Linked DNA regions of Homo sapiens: region 1 is linked to region 2. A link is a loop called in an ENCODE intact Hi-C map of the cell type or tissue named here. Cell type or tissue: ovary. All regions are shown on one strand. Links, peaks and the distances in the headings refer to the core of each region. The heading gives the core; the rest is flanking DNA.

Region 1 (8,332 bases), core at 237-8,236, 84 kb after region 2:
GGCGTTGATTTTTCAGCTATACCCTCTGAGGATTCGCCAGCGCTGCCAAGTCACAGTAATTCTTTTCTGGACACAGCAGCTGCTAAAGTGGGTCACCTTGCAATTCTATAGCATTTCTATGGCCTGGAGACAGCCTGCAAAAGGGAGCCTACGTTAAAGTTAGTGATTGGGGTTGTTGTGAGCTGCTAGAGTGACATGAGGAAGAAGTGTCCAAGAGGACCTTTACACAATGCAATCTGTTTTGCAGATAGTCTTGACTATTTTGAGGCTATCCGACCTAACCTAAATGCCTCTACAAAGTAGAACAGGAGAGTTGCTTGGAAGTCTAAGATTTCTCACCATATATTTATATACGTGAAGAAGAATAGTTAGGATGCCCTGAAGAAGTCATGCCCATTCCTTTTTTTTTTGAGATGGAGTTTTGCTCTGTCGCCCAGGCTGGAGTGCAGTGGTGTGATCTCGGCTCGCTGCAACCTCCGCCTCCCGGGTTCAAGTGATTCTCCTGCCTCAGCCTCCCAAGTAGCTGGGACTACAGGTGCCCGCCACCACGCCCAGCTAATTTTTTGTATCTTTAGTAGAGACGGGGTTTCACCATGTTAGCCAGGATGGTCTTGATCTCCTGACCTCATTATCCGCCCGCCTCAGCCTCCCAAAGTGGTGGGATTACAGGCGTGAGCCACGGTGCCCAGCCCACCATGCCCATTCCTAACAAGTGCCCTCCATCTAGAGAGAGAGGCAAGGCCCAAAATGTGGAAATACAAGGGCAGTCTGTTTGGCACCCCTTGCCAGGATTTATGGTCTTCTGAGCCCCTCTCCTAAGGGTCACAATGACCTCTGCTCATGAAGGAGTCGTCTCAGTGGTTCCATGAAGGTCCTTAGCCTTTAATGAGCAGTTCGGCACCCTCCATCAAAGAGCATGTGGTCCAGTTCCACCAAGATCCCTGTTCCCTAAGAACCCCTGCTCCCTCCACTGCCACGTGGTGATTCAAACAGGCTGATGCAGCAGGCCCACCATGCCAGTGAAGCCACAGGCTTTGCTAGCTGCAGAAGTGGTCTTGCTTGGGCCTGGTGAGACCTGGCATAGCCTGGTGGCCTCATCTCAGGCCCAGGTGCATGACTGGAAGACAGCTCTGTGTGGTGGTGAAGTCCACATGTAAGTGATTCTTCAAAGTGCACCATCGGCGGAACAGGCAGGAAGATGGGGATGCAGTGTGTTGCTCAGGGGGCAGTCATGTGTGTGATGTGCTGGTCTGAATGTCCTTGACCTTGTTGTTTTCCTACCTTACCACGGCTGTAGCATTATGAAATCAGGGATGACATCCAAATCTTCAGTTCTGATCTCTCCTCCTCTAAAGATCCTGTATCCAACTGCCTGGTGGGCATTTCCAGTGGATGTTCTGGGACCACCTCCCCCTCCAATGCCTGACCCTGCACTGAGGCCTCACCCCTCGGCTGAGGCCCCACCAAACACACAGACACCGAGTCAGAACCCTGGGCTCATTCCAGATGCCTCCCTTCTCACACCTCCCACACCCCTGCAACAAAATAAGGAGTCATTAGAGCTCACAGTCCTGCAGCACTCACTGCATGGCGGGCGCTGTTCTAAACTTGACACGTATTAGCTCACATAGCTCCACAGCAACCCTGTAAGACAGGCACTGTTACAGTTCCCATTTTGTGGGTGAGGAAACTGAGGCACACAGACTTCTGCAGAGGCACCCAGCTAAGTGCCAGAACCAGAAGTCAAGCCCGCATGGTCTGGCTGTAGGTGTTGCGCTCCTCTGTCGCCTCACTAAGCCTGCTTGCCAGTGCCTATCTTGCACTGCTTGCCAGTGCATATCTATACTTCCGTCAAGCCTCAGCTAAGAAGTCACCTTCTCTCAAGAGCCTCACCTGTCCTTTCCAGGTGGAGTTAACAGTTTCCAGTTCAGCACACACACTTTTCCTCTCTCACACCACAGTCCACATAATTGAATATCTGTTTGCTTCTCTCCCTGGAGACTGTGACCTCCATCCCCCCAGGGATCCAGATCATGTTTCATTCATCTTTGTATCTCAGTGCCTGACTGTAGGCCCTCAGGAAAGGTGTGTTGACTGACTAAATAATCAAAGCAAGAGCCTTATATGGAAAACACACAGACACACACACACATGGAGCGAGCAGCAGCAGCATTTGGCTAGATCCCACTTCTTCCCACTGCTGACTCTTCCCTGCTATGGCCCTCCCAGGCTAGCCTGGCCCAGGTCCCACTCACCGGCTGCCCTGGGTAATGGTGGGCACGATGTCATGGCTGGCACGGAGGGGCCGGGTCCTGGCCTTCATGCGGGCACGCTGCAGCAGATGCGTGGCTTCCTCATGCCTGGGGCTCAGCACAGGCTCCGGGTTGGGACCAACGGTCCTGCAGCGTGGCACACAGGCCAGGGTGGTGGGGGAGGGATTAGAGGAAAATAACGCAGATTAGGAGGGCTTTAGCAGTGTCAAGCACTGGCTGTGCCAGAAAAAGCCCTGCATGTGCAGCCTTCCTCCTCTAGCACCCACGCACAGGGAACCCAGCCTGGGGGCCTGGGGCCTGGGGCCTGGGGCTGGGAAATGGCCCTGCGTGGCTCTGGATGGGGGCTGGGGAGCTGGCCCGGCCTTGGACATCTGCTCAGGCACTGGAGGCAGAGACCTCAAGAGGATCTAGAAAGGGTAGGAGAGTCTCCAGATTATTCTATTGTTCCTTCCCCAGGCAGACAGCAGGAGCTATCTGGGAGGAGGAGGGAGAAAGGGCCCGGGGTTGTTGGGCTGGGCCTGTGCCCAGACAGATGGTCTCTCCACGCATCACCTCTCTCTCCTTCTGTCTCTCTGCACCCACACACAGCACCACACTAGTACCCACTGCAGATGCAAAGAATCAGGGCTCTGTCCAGCATAGATTGGGCCCTTTGGGGGAATGGCATTTTTATAAATCCTGGTGTTTTCTTGCCTTAGTCCCAATCCAAAACCATCAGGCACCAGCTCAGGGCTCACAGGCTCAGGGCTGAGAGAAATTAAGCTGGACCCAAACCAAGCCAGCAAGTGGTTCGACTTTCATAATAATAAGGGTCCTCCACCAGCCCCCACCCCCTACCAGATGTGCTGCCTCCCTGGCCAGTCCAGAGTGGCAGAAAATGACAGCAGTCCGTTTTCAAAGCTGTCTCTCAGCCAGTGACATACAGCCCGCGCTGGGTTACAGCTATAACAGCAACCCACAATCTCCCACTGACAAGACGTTGTTCTCCACGGAGCTTGCTCTCCCCAGCCAGGCTGGCCGAGGGCAGGTGTTCTCTCCACTTGACAGATGAGGGTGTCCAGAGCAGAGAAGAACGCTGGCACATTGTTCAAGGTCGAACGTCAATTGCAAGCGGAGCAGAGCACACGACAGCCAGCCCACTGTCTCCAGCATCGTTCCGCACCCTCTGTCCTCTCCTGCCTTGGGTCTCAGGGCAGGCAGAGGATGTTTGTGGCTGGGGGCAGATGCGCTCTTTGGGGTAACTTCATCATCCCCACTGGCTGCCCCTGTCCTCGCCGTCACATATGCTGGGCTGTCCTCAACAGTGAGGGTCCACAGGGCTCCAGCAGGTCCTGATCTCAGACCTGCAGCCCCTCACCATGGTCCTGACTGGGGGAAGGGACCAGGCAGTTTCCTGGGTGACAGAGATGTGAGTGGAAATGGCACAGCTCTGAGGCCTCCAAGGAAGGCTTCCTTGGACATCCTTGGACAAACTCTGGGCAGACTATGATTTCTTTTCTTGTTTCCTTTTCTTTTTCTTCTCACTATTTGCATCCAACCCTGTTTTGGGGCTGCTGGGGAGCAGGAGGAGACTGCTAGAAGAAAGGCACCATCTGTGCCTGTGAACCCTGGCAGGGCCCAGGCATGGCTTTGGAACAAGGAGGGCTTTACTGGAGTGATGGGAAAGCGAATCTCCAGGCCCGCTGCCCCGTGAAGCCTCCTTTGGCAGGAGAGGCCTCCCTCTGCACAGCTTCCCCAGCAGACAGCTCCTCCAAGGCGGCTGAGAGCAGCTGTGCTCCCTGGGGCTCCTGCCCTGACAGCAGAGATAATGAGGTTACCAGCCCGGAGAGGCGCCCCTGCAGCCGTGGGCCTCTGGCTGCCAGCCCGCACACTCGGAGCCTTCCGGTGACAGCTGTGGTTCCACGGCTGTCAGAGGGCATTTGTCACAAGACCTGGTGGGCAGGCAGGAGGGCCCCCAGGCAACTGGCCAGATGCTGCCAGGATCAGCCTTGCCCCCAGGTTTTAAAGCCATTTTCCAGCTTTGCTATTTCCTTTCTGCTCCCTCCTCTTGGAGCTGTTACTTTTTTTTTTTTTTTTTTTTTCTCATCAGCTGTCTTGCTTCAGTTCCTGGCAGACAAAGCTGGTTCTCCACTGATTAGAAAAGCAGGGCTTTTTAGGCGCCTAGAGGCATCCATGCAGTACCACACTGAGCATGGAGGAGTGGCAGTCACCTTCACAGACTGCAGCCAAGGTCAACGTGCACCCTGGTGAAGCGAGGGCCTGACCAGCCCTGTGGAGGGAAGGTGGTCTTTCTCTGAGGCAGGGAACAAGCAGGCAAAATGGGGTGGGTGCTGAGTCTGTCCCATCTCACTGCCCACCTCCCAGCTCCCAGAGTTGCTCTGGAAAATTCCTAGAAGGGTTGGGGTGGTCAGTGCCATGGCCAGGCAGAGGCAATTCCTGCCTAAGAAGAGACGGCTTTTTGCCACTGTCTTGAAAGTCTGCACTTCTGGAGCTCATTAGCTCAGAGGGTGGAGCATAGGAATAAAGTGGCTGAGTGCTTTTCCTCCCTGGGCCTCAGTTTCCCCATCTGCAAGCAGTGGGGGCTGGAGAGGGGAGAGGACTCACAGTGCTACCCTGTGAGCCCAGATCTTTGGCCACATAGTCTGATATGCCATAAGGTGGGGTGTGGGATTTCGAGGTCCCCCCTTGGGGGAGTTCCCACCACAGATGTTTGGCCCTGACCGAGTGGCAGAGCCTATAAAGAGCTCATTGTTGGGGAAAACTAGAGTTCCACTAGAGTATGCTGGCCCTTCCCCCACCCCTCCAGCCACCTGTGTCCTCGACTGGTTCACAAGGACAAAGGGCAGCGTGTGGTCCCCTCCTGCTCTGGGCACTCCCGTCTCGGCCAGTTTCCTGGTGGAGGGACAGGCTTAGCTAAGGCTTTGCTCTCCCTCCAGCCAGCTGGGGCAGGAGAACCACCATTGCTCTCCTAGCCAAGGAGGTCAAGGGGACAGAGTGGCCTTCTTCTGCAGCCATCATAATCCTGGATTAAAATAATAAGCTCAGCGAGTCTGTGTTTAACCCTTTCAACTCAGGTACATGGATGGGGAAATAACTGGGAATGTAGAGGGATCTGCCGCTTCCCAGATTCCAGGATGCACCCAGTAGAGGGAGAATATGGAGTGTACAGAACATAGAGAAACTTTTCTGCTTAGCATTTGTTCCATGTTTGCGTATTTGAAAGCTTTCTGATGACCACGGATAGAGCTCTCCTACTGTGATTCTGTGTGCAATTTTCTGAATGAGGGGAAGTGGAAAAGGTGCACCTGGAACTGATTCTGGGTCATGTGCTCCATGAGGGCAGGGACCTAGTCTCAGACTGTCATGCTTGCTTGCACAGGTCCCTTCTTCCCAGGTCTGCAGGACATGGACAGGACACAGCCTAGAGTGGCGGGGAAGTGTGTGGCTTGGGGGCAGCCTGCCTGGGGTTCTAATCCCTGGACAGCCACTTCCTAGCTGTGTCACCCTGGCAGGTTACTTAGGAGTTGAGCCTCAGTTTCCCTATCTGCTAAATAAGGGCTCAGTTGTTAAGATAAGTGAGAGTGACTCCTTTAAAAGAGATTAGCACAGAGCTGGGCACTTGGTAAGAGTCCACAAATGTTAGCATTTATTATTATTATTATTATTATTTTATCATTAGCACCATTGTTTTGTTAAATTACTCTCACCCCCTTACTAAGCAAAGGATGGAATCCCCGAATATGTACTAAAGTCACCTGTGATGAGATCACTTTGTCGTCAGCAAGGGGAAGGCATGTTTGAAATGACAAACACCATCTTGTAGCTGGAGGGGACCTGGTGGCTTTGCTCTGGACTTTGAAAAGCCCTTGACAGGGCTCCATAGAAAAGGTGGCTTCCATAGGATAGAAAACAGGAGGTGGCCAATTGGTCATGGAGGAAAGCTGACTCCCAGACAGTCAATAGGCCCTCCTGTCAATGGAGAAGGAGGAGTGGGAGTCCTTAGGAATGGCAGCTGGGAGAACCCACCTCCTTCAACACCTTCAAAAGGATCTGTGTGGAGGCCTGCAGTGCACGCCTAAGATGCTGACTTCTGAGGAGAGCAGAGCCACCCTGCCCCTGCCTTCCTGAAGATGAACAGATTCCCTGCTGAGCCCCAGAAGGAGGCTTTGGGCTGCCCCTTTGGTGAGAACCTCTTGGCCTCAGGTGTGGGACCTGGGTGGCCACAGAGGAGGCAGGTGTCCGAGATGCCCTCCGATGGGGGACCAGTGGCCTGTTCAACTCTGGCAGGCAGAGGAGAGGGCTTCCTTTCCTAGAATTTCAGACTGGCTCCCACCAGATGAATTGCCTTGGGTAAATTGACTTTCTCAAGCTCCTTGATTGGTAAAGATTGGGACCATCATGAGATTTTCATGTGTGGTGTGTATATGGGCATGGCAATGACGCAGCATGGGACAGGGTATCTGGAGGATCCAGGTGGCACTGGGTTTGTGATAGGGCTTCCTTCTCCACCCAGGGTGAGACACTGGGAGCGTGTTAAGTATCCTAAAACACTGTTGAGTGGTTACATTTAATTTTTTCTTTTGCTTTAGTCTCGGTGGGGCTGGGAGTGGTAAGGGGGCTTTCCTTTGTGCGTGTATATCAGTGGGGCAGGATGGGAGCTGGGGGTTGGTAAGGACAGGCAGGGGCTCAGGCATTCTTCCGTTCTTGGTTACACCCGTGCCCTGGGGTGTTCTCAGCCACCTCTACAGCCCTGGGCATGCTGGGGTGGTGCTGGGATGGTGGGAGTGTCTCTTCTCCCGCACTCAGCCGGGACTCCCCATGCCTCCTTGCTGAGCCCTTACTCACACTCTTTACGACGTGCCTCTGCCAGACATTTCTGAGAGCCTTTCCCTGCACACACTTGCAGGCACTGGGGCCCGGAGACAAGAACAGCACAGTTCTTGCCCCAGGAGCTCAGGGAGGAGATACACCAGTGCCAGCTATGGCTGCAGCCGGTGCAGGGCACAATAAGAGCAAAAGTGGCCAGTTCCATGTGAAATTGCACTGGATCACACCCAGTGGCCAGCTCGCAGGGGAGCTCTGTGCTTCTGTGATCTAATAAATACGGATTTGGTCCCCACTCCTGGCACCTGGCACACAGCTCCTAAACCCTTGGAATCTCAGGAATGAGCAGAGTGTCTTTTGTATGGTAATGAGACGGCTGGTGGCTGAGAGTCCCTAGATAGCTTCAGGATGTGGGCTGGTCACCAGAAACACCAATCATTTTGAGGGTTGGAACATTAAGCCCCACCTCCTAACCTCCGTCAGGGGAGAGGGGCTGAAGTTTGAGCTGACTCGCAGTGGCCAATGATGTAATCAATCATGCCTACATAATGAGGCCTCCACAAACACCCAAAGGACTGGCAGGACAGCTTCAGGACAGCTGGGCTTGTGAAGGTTTCTGGGGGGTGGTGCCCCATCTCCCATACCTTGCCCCATGCCTCTCCTCACATGGCTGTTCGTGTCTTTTATAACATTCTTCATAAGAAATGGGTAAATGCAAGTAAAGTGTTTCCTTGCGTTCTGTGAGCCGTCCTATAAAATTAAACCCAAGGAAGGAACAGTGGGAACCCCGATTTATAGCTGGTTGGTCCGAAGTGCAGGTCACAACCTGGGACTTGCAATTGGCATCTGAAGTGGGCGCAGTCTTGTGGAACTGAGCCCTCAACCTGTGGGGCCCGATCCTATCTGCAGGTAGACAGTGTCAGAACTGAGTGGAATCACAGGGCAGCCAGCTGGGGTCTGCCAGAGAATTGCTTGGCGGGTGGGAAACATCTGCACACGCTCTGGTGGCTTGAGGTGAAGTGCTCTGTGCTGTGTTGAGTGTGTGAAAGTAGGAAAAACATTTTGGTTTTTTCCTATCTCAGTTTCCAAAAATGCTAATTAACATATTAAGCTTTAAAAGCCTGAGATTTTTCTCACAGCTGAGGGCCTGACCACTTGAACCACAGGCCAAGCCCCTGAAATTCTTTAGGGCTGCCTGTCTTTAACTTAGAGTCTAGAAACTGCTTGAGGGGAGG
Region 2 (8,332 bases), core at 162-8,161:
TGTTCTGTCCTGTGTTGCTTTTCTTTCTTTTTTTTTCTTTTTTTTTTTTGAGATGGAGTCTTGCTCTGTCTCCCAAGCTGGAGTGCAGTGGTGCAATCTCGGCTTACTGCAACCTTCGCCTCCTGGGTTCAAGCGATTCTTCTGCCTCAGCCTTCTGAGTAGCTGGGTTTACAGGTGCATGCCACCACACCCGGCTAATTTTTGTATTTTTAGTAGAGACGGTTTGACTGTATTGGCCAGGCTGGTCTCGAACTCCTGACCTGGTGATCCACCCACCTCGGCTTCCCAAAGTGCTGGGATTACAGGCGTGAGCCACCACGCCCGGCTGTTTGTTTTTATTAAATTGTGAAGCTGGCATTCTTTTATCAAACTGGAGTTTGTATTCCCTTCCTTTGAACCTGGGCAGACCTTTATAAACTGCTTTGACTAGCAGATTGAAGCAGAAGTGACGCTGCTTGACTCCTGAAGCTTAAGTCATAAAAGACAACCACTATACCTTCCATCTGCATCTTTCATCTTGGAACACAAGTATAGGCTACCCTGAGCTAACATGTAACAAGTCCAGTTACATTGAAGCCACTCTGTTAGAGCATGTGTGCAGACTGTGGAGAGATAGAGAGATGTGATGCCTTTACAGCCCCAGCCTGTTTAATATTTTCAGCTGAGGTCCCAGACATTGTGGAACAGGGACAAGTCAGCTCTGCTGTGTCTGATTCCTGATCTACAGACTCCATGACATGATAAATGGTTGTTTTACACCACTAAATTTTGGGGTCATTGTTAAACAACCACGATAACTAGAACATGCCAATTCAGAGTCTGCCAGCATGGGCAAAGAAGAAAGGATAAATCAAAACGATGAAGGGGGAGGCCAAGGCAGGAGGATCACTTGAGGCCAGGAGTTTGAGATCAGCCTGGGCAACAGCGAGACCCTGTTTCTACAATAAATAAAAAAAATTAGCTTGGCGTGGTAGTGTGCACCTGTAGTCCTAGCAACTTGGGAGGCTGAGACGGAAGAATCCTTTGAACCCAGGAATTCGAGATTACAGTGAGCTGTGATTGCACCACTGCACTCCAGCCTGGTTGACAGTGAGACCCTGTCTCAACCACAACAGGAAAAAGGATGATGGGGGTTGTGGCTACACTTACGCAATTTGTTGGTACAACTGAATGACAAATACTGGGGAACAAAGCTCCCTAATGGCTGAGATACTCTTTCTTCTCATTTTACTTGGCAAACTTGGTTAGATGCAAGTAAGAAAACTTTGTGATTTTTTTTTTTTTTGGACTGTATTTGGACTGAATGTATTACTTGTGGCCCCAGAGGCTAGTTTGGTGATGTACCATATTGGGAGGTTGTATGGAAGAGGCTCAACTATCTGACGAGGGATCAATGTTGGGCTAACTTCAAAAATAAATGAGGTTGGTTTGCCAGAATCAACTTTTTATTTATGAAGAATGGAAGAATTGGCTGGGCGCGGTGGCTCATGCCTGTAATACCAATACTTTGGGAGGTCAATGTGGGTGGATCACCTGAAGTCAGGAGTTTGAGACCAGCCTGACCAACATGGAGAAACCCCGTCTCTACTAAAAATACAAAATTAGCCGGGCGTGGTGGTGCATGCCTGTAATCCCAGCTACTCAGGAGGCTGAAGCGGGGTAATTGCTTGAACCTGGGAGGCGGAGGTTGTGGTGAGCTGAGATTGTGCCATTGTACTCCAGCCAGGGCAACAAGAGTGAAATTCCATCTCAAAAAAAAAAAAAAAAAAAGAATGGAAGAATCTGAATGCTCAGATGACTTTATTTTGTTTTTCCCAAAAGATGCATTCTTCAAAGATGTGGGCAGTGTTTCCATTTTTGACAGCTACTTACTGGGAAAGTTCTGCATTGCAAGTGGTCCTGTGGGCATTGTGGTGACTTGCCATGAAGAGCCTTCATTCTGGTGTCTGTAGGGAGTTTAATCCTTGAGAAGATGACAGGTTCCATGATTTTGATGGGCTGTTTTGTAGACAGCAGGGAGGAAAAGCCACATCCCTAGAATTGCCAACACTGGCTCTTGGTATCTACGAAATGCTACCTGTATCAGATGAAACTGATTTGGGCAGCATGTGTGACGGATAGCGCAAGATTTGCTTGATGTGTGGAGATAGCCGTCTTTCTCTTTCAAGGATTTGAAAAAGGCTTCTCTGGGTCAGCAGCTAAAACTATAATTCCTAGGAAAGTCATCAGCAAGTTTTCAGTGAAATGCTGCCAGATGTGATTCTCCAAGCTGTGGGTGAGCAGATTGTTATTTACCAAGAAGTTTGCTAAGCTGAAGAACTCTGACAATTCAAGGTATACCTGCTTCAAGGTATATACTGCTTCATGGTATATACTCTCTCATGGAAAGTTCTGGGTATCAAACTTTAATTTTTCTGATTACATAGTTGAGGAAAAAAATAGCTAAATCAGACATAAAGATAAGGGATAAAGAAGCACTATCTGTGATTGTCACCTTTCTGGAGACAGACAAAAATGGATCTCTGTTGCCTGAGCAGTCAGCAGTTGTATCTGCTCACTCAACGGGAAGTGCTCCTCAAAGTGAAGTGCTCCTCCCAAAGTGAAGTGCTCACACGGGCTAGTTGTGTAGAACGGACAACAGTGGTGGGTAGACATTTGTGGGTCATGCCTCACTAGCCAACTGATACTGAAACAACTCCCTTGCCTTTCCTGAGAAAGAAATGTGAAATCAAGTAGATGGGCACTTCTCTTATAAAAACCCTCACAAATCTCAAATAGGTGACATGATTATATGTTACTGTTTTATGAATTGACTTACTTGGAATGCCAAGTAATCTTCAGTTTTTAGTTGCAAGTACTTACAAGTGGTTCTGGATTGAGAGGGTTGTCTCCCTGGTTAGATTTGTACATTATTAGGTGTGTCTTGTGGCTCTTGAAGCTGTTAGAAATCCCACATGCTTTAGAAAATTCTGGTTACCATTAATAGTTGGCTTCCAAATAAGACTTGTGACCAACATTGTTTTCTGCTTCCAGTTCATGCCTTCTTTTTCAGGCTAACACTGAAATGATATTGGAAGAACAGTTGGGAGGTTTTCCACTTAGAGAGACCTCTTTGCTTGCTATTGAGATGGGATTCCCTGATACACTGCAGATTCTGGCTGTCTTTCAAGATCTGAGCCATTGCTGGCAGTTTCCACCTTTGTGATCCCTTAAAACATCCATCTTAAAAATGTAAAATAACGACTAGTTTACCTTTCTTATGTCTGTGTTACTAAATGAAAACTAAACATGAATCCTCTTTTTAAAAATAAGAGCTTTAGAATGGAATAAGCCAAGTTGCTGGTCAGGCCTGTAGGGTGCTGAGCTTTATTCTGCAACTGCTTTGTAGCATTTTTCTAATTCCTGCCATTTCTTTCATTTTTTTCCTCAGGACATGCTTTGCTTCTTGCATACTTAAGGATTCCTTGGCTTCACACTCAGTGCTACTAGAATCCACCCATGCACACTCCTCAACTTCAGTCTAACAGTGTCTTAAGACATTGTAGTTCTGAAAGCATGGCCTGTAAATCACAAGGGATCCCCAAGATCCTTTCACAGAAAGATCCACTAGCTCAAAACTCTTTTCATGATAATATTCAGATATTATCTGCCTTTTTCACCATGTTGACATTTGCACTGATGGTGCCAAAAAAAGCTGTGGTGGCTAAAACTCCTGGTGCCTTACCAAAAATCAAGGCAGTGGTGTCGTGCCATGCTTTCTGTGGTATTCCTCATCAGCTTGTACTAACAGTAAAAAAAAAGAAAAAAAAGAGTCATATTCCCCTAAGAATATTCTTCATGAGGCCGGGCGCGGAGGCTCACACCTGTAATCCTAGCACATTAGGAGGCTGAGCCGGTTGGATCACTTGAGGTCAGGAGTTTGAGACCAGCCTGGCCAACATAGTGAAACTCTGTTTCTACTAAAAATATGAAAATTAGCTGAGTGTGGTGGCGCATACCCATAATATCAGCTACTCGGGAGGCTGAGGCAGGAGAATCGATTGAACCCGGGAGGTGGAGGTTGCAGTGAGCTGAAATGGCACCACTGCACTCCAGTCTGGGTGACAGAGTGAGATTCTGTCTCAAAAAAAAGAATATTCTTCATGAAACAGTAAAAATTAATAATTTTATAAAATCTTGACCCTCAAGTATAATTTTTCTCATTTTTTTAAAGTTATAATTTACCTACAATAAAAAGCAACCTTTTTGGTGTACACTTCTGTGAAATTGACTAATTCATATAGTTGTGTAATCATCACTTCCACAAGCAGGATATAGCACAGATCCATCACCCCAAAACGTTTCTCTGTATGCCTTCTGGTCCTTCCCCCATGTCGAGCACCTGGCAAACACTGAACTGTTTTCTGTTCTTATAATTTTGCCTTTTCCGGAATGTTATGTCAGTGAAATCGTATAGTACGTGGCCTTCTGAATCTAGCTTTTTTCACTTAGCCTAATGCATTTGAGATTCATCTATGTTGTTGTATGTAGCTGTAGTTTGTTCCTTTTTATTGCTGAATAGTATTCTGTTATACATATATACTACAGTTTATCCACTCATTAGTTGAAGGACATGTGGGTTGTTTACAATTTTTGGCTGTGTGAACATAAGTTTTCATTTCACTTAGGAGTGGGACTTTGGGGTATGGTAAATATATGTTCAAGAAACAACCAAACTCTCTTCCAAATGGCTGTACTATTGTGCTTTCCACCAGTAAGGTATGAGAATTCCAGTTACCCCACCACCTTTCCAGCATGTTGCATTGTCATTTTGTTTTCATTTTAATCCATTCTAAATATGTAGTAGTATGTAATTGAAGATTTAATTTGCATGTCATTAATGATATTGGGCATCTTTTCCTGTGCTATTTGTCATATGTATGTCTTTGGTGAAGTGACTGGTCAAATCTTTTGCTTTTTTTTTTTTTTTTTTGGAAACAACAGTCTTGCTCTGTCACCCAGATTGGAGTGCAATGGCACGATCTCGGTTCACTGCAACCTCTGCCTCCCAGGATCAAGTGATTCTGCTGCCTCAGCCTCCTGAGTAGCTGGGATTACAGGCACCCACCACCATGCCCGGCTAATTTTTTTGTATTTTTAGTAGAGATGGGGTTTTACCATGTTGGTCAGGCTGGTCTTGAACTCCTGACCTCAAGTGATCCACCTGCCTTGGCCTCCCAACATGCTGTGATTACAGGCATGAGCCACTGCAGCTGGCTTTGTTTAATTGGGTTTTTCTTATTAAGTTTTGAGAGTTTAAAAAAATATATATTCTGGATATGTCATTAATCAGATATATAATTTGTAAATATCTTCTCCCTTAGTATATATTTTAATATTCCACTGGCAAAATGGAAGTTTGCGTGAAGCATTTTTGTGATGTATTGTTAAATAAAATGGTTGTCTCTAGGAAAAGCACTTATGTGATTGAGTTGTGAGTTGAAATAGCTGTTTTCCCCCCGCCCCGAGCAAAATCTCATTTTTACTGGAGAGAATGACAAACTGGTTTCTCAGACTTGCAGGCTTTCTCAAATCTCAAATTTATCTAAAAAATTCTCGAGATATTTTCTCACAAATGAGTGAGGTGAACCTGTCACTTCATGGAAAATAAATGACAGTATTTTTACCAGTGATAAAATTAGAGCCTTTTGTTTAAAAAAAAAAAAAAAAAAAAAACAATTTTGGAAAGCTTATATCAACTACTATGCTCTTACAGATTTCCAACACTTAAGTTTTTCTGATGAAACTGGTGGTGATAATAACAAATATGATTTTGGATACTGTGTATTGAAATGAGCTGGCATTTGGAGGTTCTGCAATACTCAGTAGACTAATACTTTCCTAATGACCACTATTTGATGTTATAAAATCATCCAAAAGTAAAAGATCCAAATTACAGGTTGAGCATCTCAAATGTGAAATGTTCCAAAATCCAAAACTTTTTAAGCACCAACAAGATGCTCAAAAGAAATGCTCACTGGGGGCATTTTGGATTTTGGATTTTCAGATTGGGGTGCTCAACTGGTAAGTACAATGCCAATATTCTAAATCTGAAAAAATCCCAAACATTTCTGGTCCCAAGCATTTTGGATAACGGAATCTCAGCCTGTACAAGATTGACCAATGGATCGTAGTATAAGGGAAACAAAGCGCCCTAATGACTGAGATACTCCTTCCCATTTTACTTGGTAAGCTAAGAAAAACAAGAAAATTATTACTGTAAAATAAGAAAATCTAAAAAGTTCTTTAATACAGTTTTAGGATCCACATTGCAGCTAACCTTTAACAGCCAGTTGTCAAGTTTTGGTATACTATCAAAAAAGTACATCCACAATTGTCCGAAAAGACTATTAAAATTCTCCTCCCTTTTCCAAGTATGTATCTGTATGAGGCTGGATTCTCATCATATGCTTCTACCAAAATGTATGTCCACAGACTGATGGTAGAAGTGGATATGAGAATCCACATTTATTGAAGAGATTTGCACAAATGCAAAACAATGCCATTCTCACTACATTTTTTTTGTTTTAGAATTTTTAAAATAAAAACATTGTTAACATGTAAGCTCACATTTTAAAGTTGACAAATATTTTTAAAATGTCTGTTTGAATTCCTAATATAGTAAATAGATTAGATACATAGTATACATAACTCTGAGCTCTTCGGGGTCTTCAGTAATTTTGAAGAGTTCAAAGGAGTCTCCTGAGACCAAAAAAGTTCATAGATTGCTACTTAGAATTTAATTCCAGCATCATCATTGTGTACTGGTGGTGGAGAACAAACCTAAGCCCTAGCCCAAGGCTTCTTGGTTTGAGGCTTCTAGTTCTCAAGAAGGAATTCATATTTACTTTACAGAATTGATATATTTTATATTCTTTAAAAGATGTCTTTACAGATAACCTCTTCAACTCTGTCTTCCATTATCATAAATGATACTCAGTACTTACAAATAAACCAATGCAATCAGCCCTCCATCTCTGTGGGTTCCAAATCTGTGGATTCAGCCAACTCAGGATTGAATGTATTCAGTAAAAAAAGAATGGTTGCATCCCTACTGAACATGTACAGACTTTTTTTTCTTGTTCCCTAAACAATACAGTATAACAGCAATTTACATAGCATTTAAATTACATTAGGTATTATAAATAATCTAGAGATGATTTAAAGTATGTAGGAGGATGTGCGTAGGTTATATGCAAATACTATGCCACTTTATGTAAGGACTTCAGCATCTGCAGATTTGGTATCCTGTGGAGGTCCTGGAACCAATCCCCTAAGGATACCAAAGGATGACTTACTTTGCATTAAGGAATGATACATAGCTCTTTCTCCACTAAATCACCCAGATCCCATAAAGAGTAAAGAAAGTAGATTTTCACCTCACTTAATTCTTCCCCATTTTATCTTAAATAGGGTTTCTCATTAGCACTGAAAGTCTAAAGGCTGACATGAAAGGAACAATGAGGTGACTTGCCTAAGCCTTAAACTAGATGAATAGACGTTGGTAGATTTGTTGTCCATATAGTTTGCTTATTTACTCAGCCTGCACCTAGAAGCTGTATTCTCTGTTTAACGTTCCGCCTCTTAGCTCTCATCAGTATGCCATAGACCTAAATATTGTAAGGTGCTTTTTTTCATTTTTGTTAGCGCTTTCTTTTTTCCAATACTTGAAACGTCAGAGGGTATAGGATGCGTGTGAATTCTGTTTTAAAGCCATAGACAACAAACACCCTAATCAGCTAGAACACGTTTTTGTGGTCTTTGTTCCAGAAGAAATCATAGAAGGATCAAAACAGTTCTTATAGTTCAGGAGCAGTGGGATTATCATCTTTGAACATGAGAGACCATATGATTATAAAATGACTCCTTTTTGGCTTTTATATGTGATAGTATTAGATTATAACATTTAAATAGTGGATATTGGCCCAATGGTGGGGGTAAAAGTTCTTAAAATCTTGTGACTATATCTAATCTAAAGGCATGCTAGATCATAGCACTTAATGGCCTAGTCTCATTCTCTAAACAAGAAAAACACTAATGTGGCTGGGCGTGGTGGCTCATGCCTGTAATCCTAGCACTTTGGGAGGCTGAGGCAGGTGGATCACCTGAGATCAGGAGTTCAAGACCAGCCTGGCCAATCTGGCAAAACCCCGTCTCTACTAAAAATACAAAAATTAGCCAGGCGTGGTGGCGGGCACCTGTAATCCCAGCTACTCGGGAGGCTAAGGCAGAAGAGTCACTTGAACCCGGGAGGTGGAGGTTGCAGTGAGCCAAGATCGCACCATTTCGCTCC

Evidence for each region. A loop is a pair of places that touch in the nucleus more often than their neighbours do. Peaks named below come from ENCODE experiments on the same cell type or tissue, not always from the same donor. Only the 100,000 strongest peaks of a DNase experiment are listed, where the experiment ranks them.
Region 1: it touches region 2 in a loop (1.9-fold over the local background); 19 of 110 quality-filtered maps call a loop at or near these places.

Annotation. Positions count from the first base shown.
Region 1 is chr1:180,922,497-180,930,828 of GRCh38, reverse strand. KIAA1614 reads right to left here. Exons shown (of 9, transcript NM_020950.2): 4 at 2,256-2,399. Among named protein-coding and RNA genes, the nearest start is that of KIAA1614, 14 kb to the right of the region's middle. RefSeq lists an enhancer at 6,871-7,752. In ovary, for the core only: no CTCF peak of the experiment used is centred there; a DNase peak (open chromatin) is centred at 4,018; H3K4me3 peaks cover 501 bases; H3K27ac peaks cover 3,813 bases.
Region 2 is chr1:181,006,111-181,014,442 of GRCh38, reverse strand. The region is part of intron 1 of STX6 (syntaxin 6); the gene reads left to right. Among named protein-coding and RNA genes, the nearest start is that of STX6, 13 kb to the left of the region's middle. In ovary, for the core only: no CTCF peak of the experiment used is centred there; a DNase peak (open chromatin) is centred at 3,845.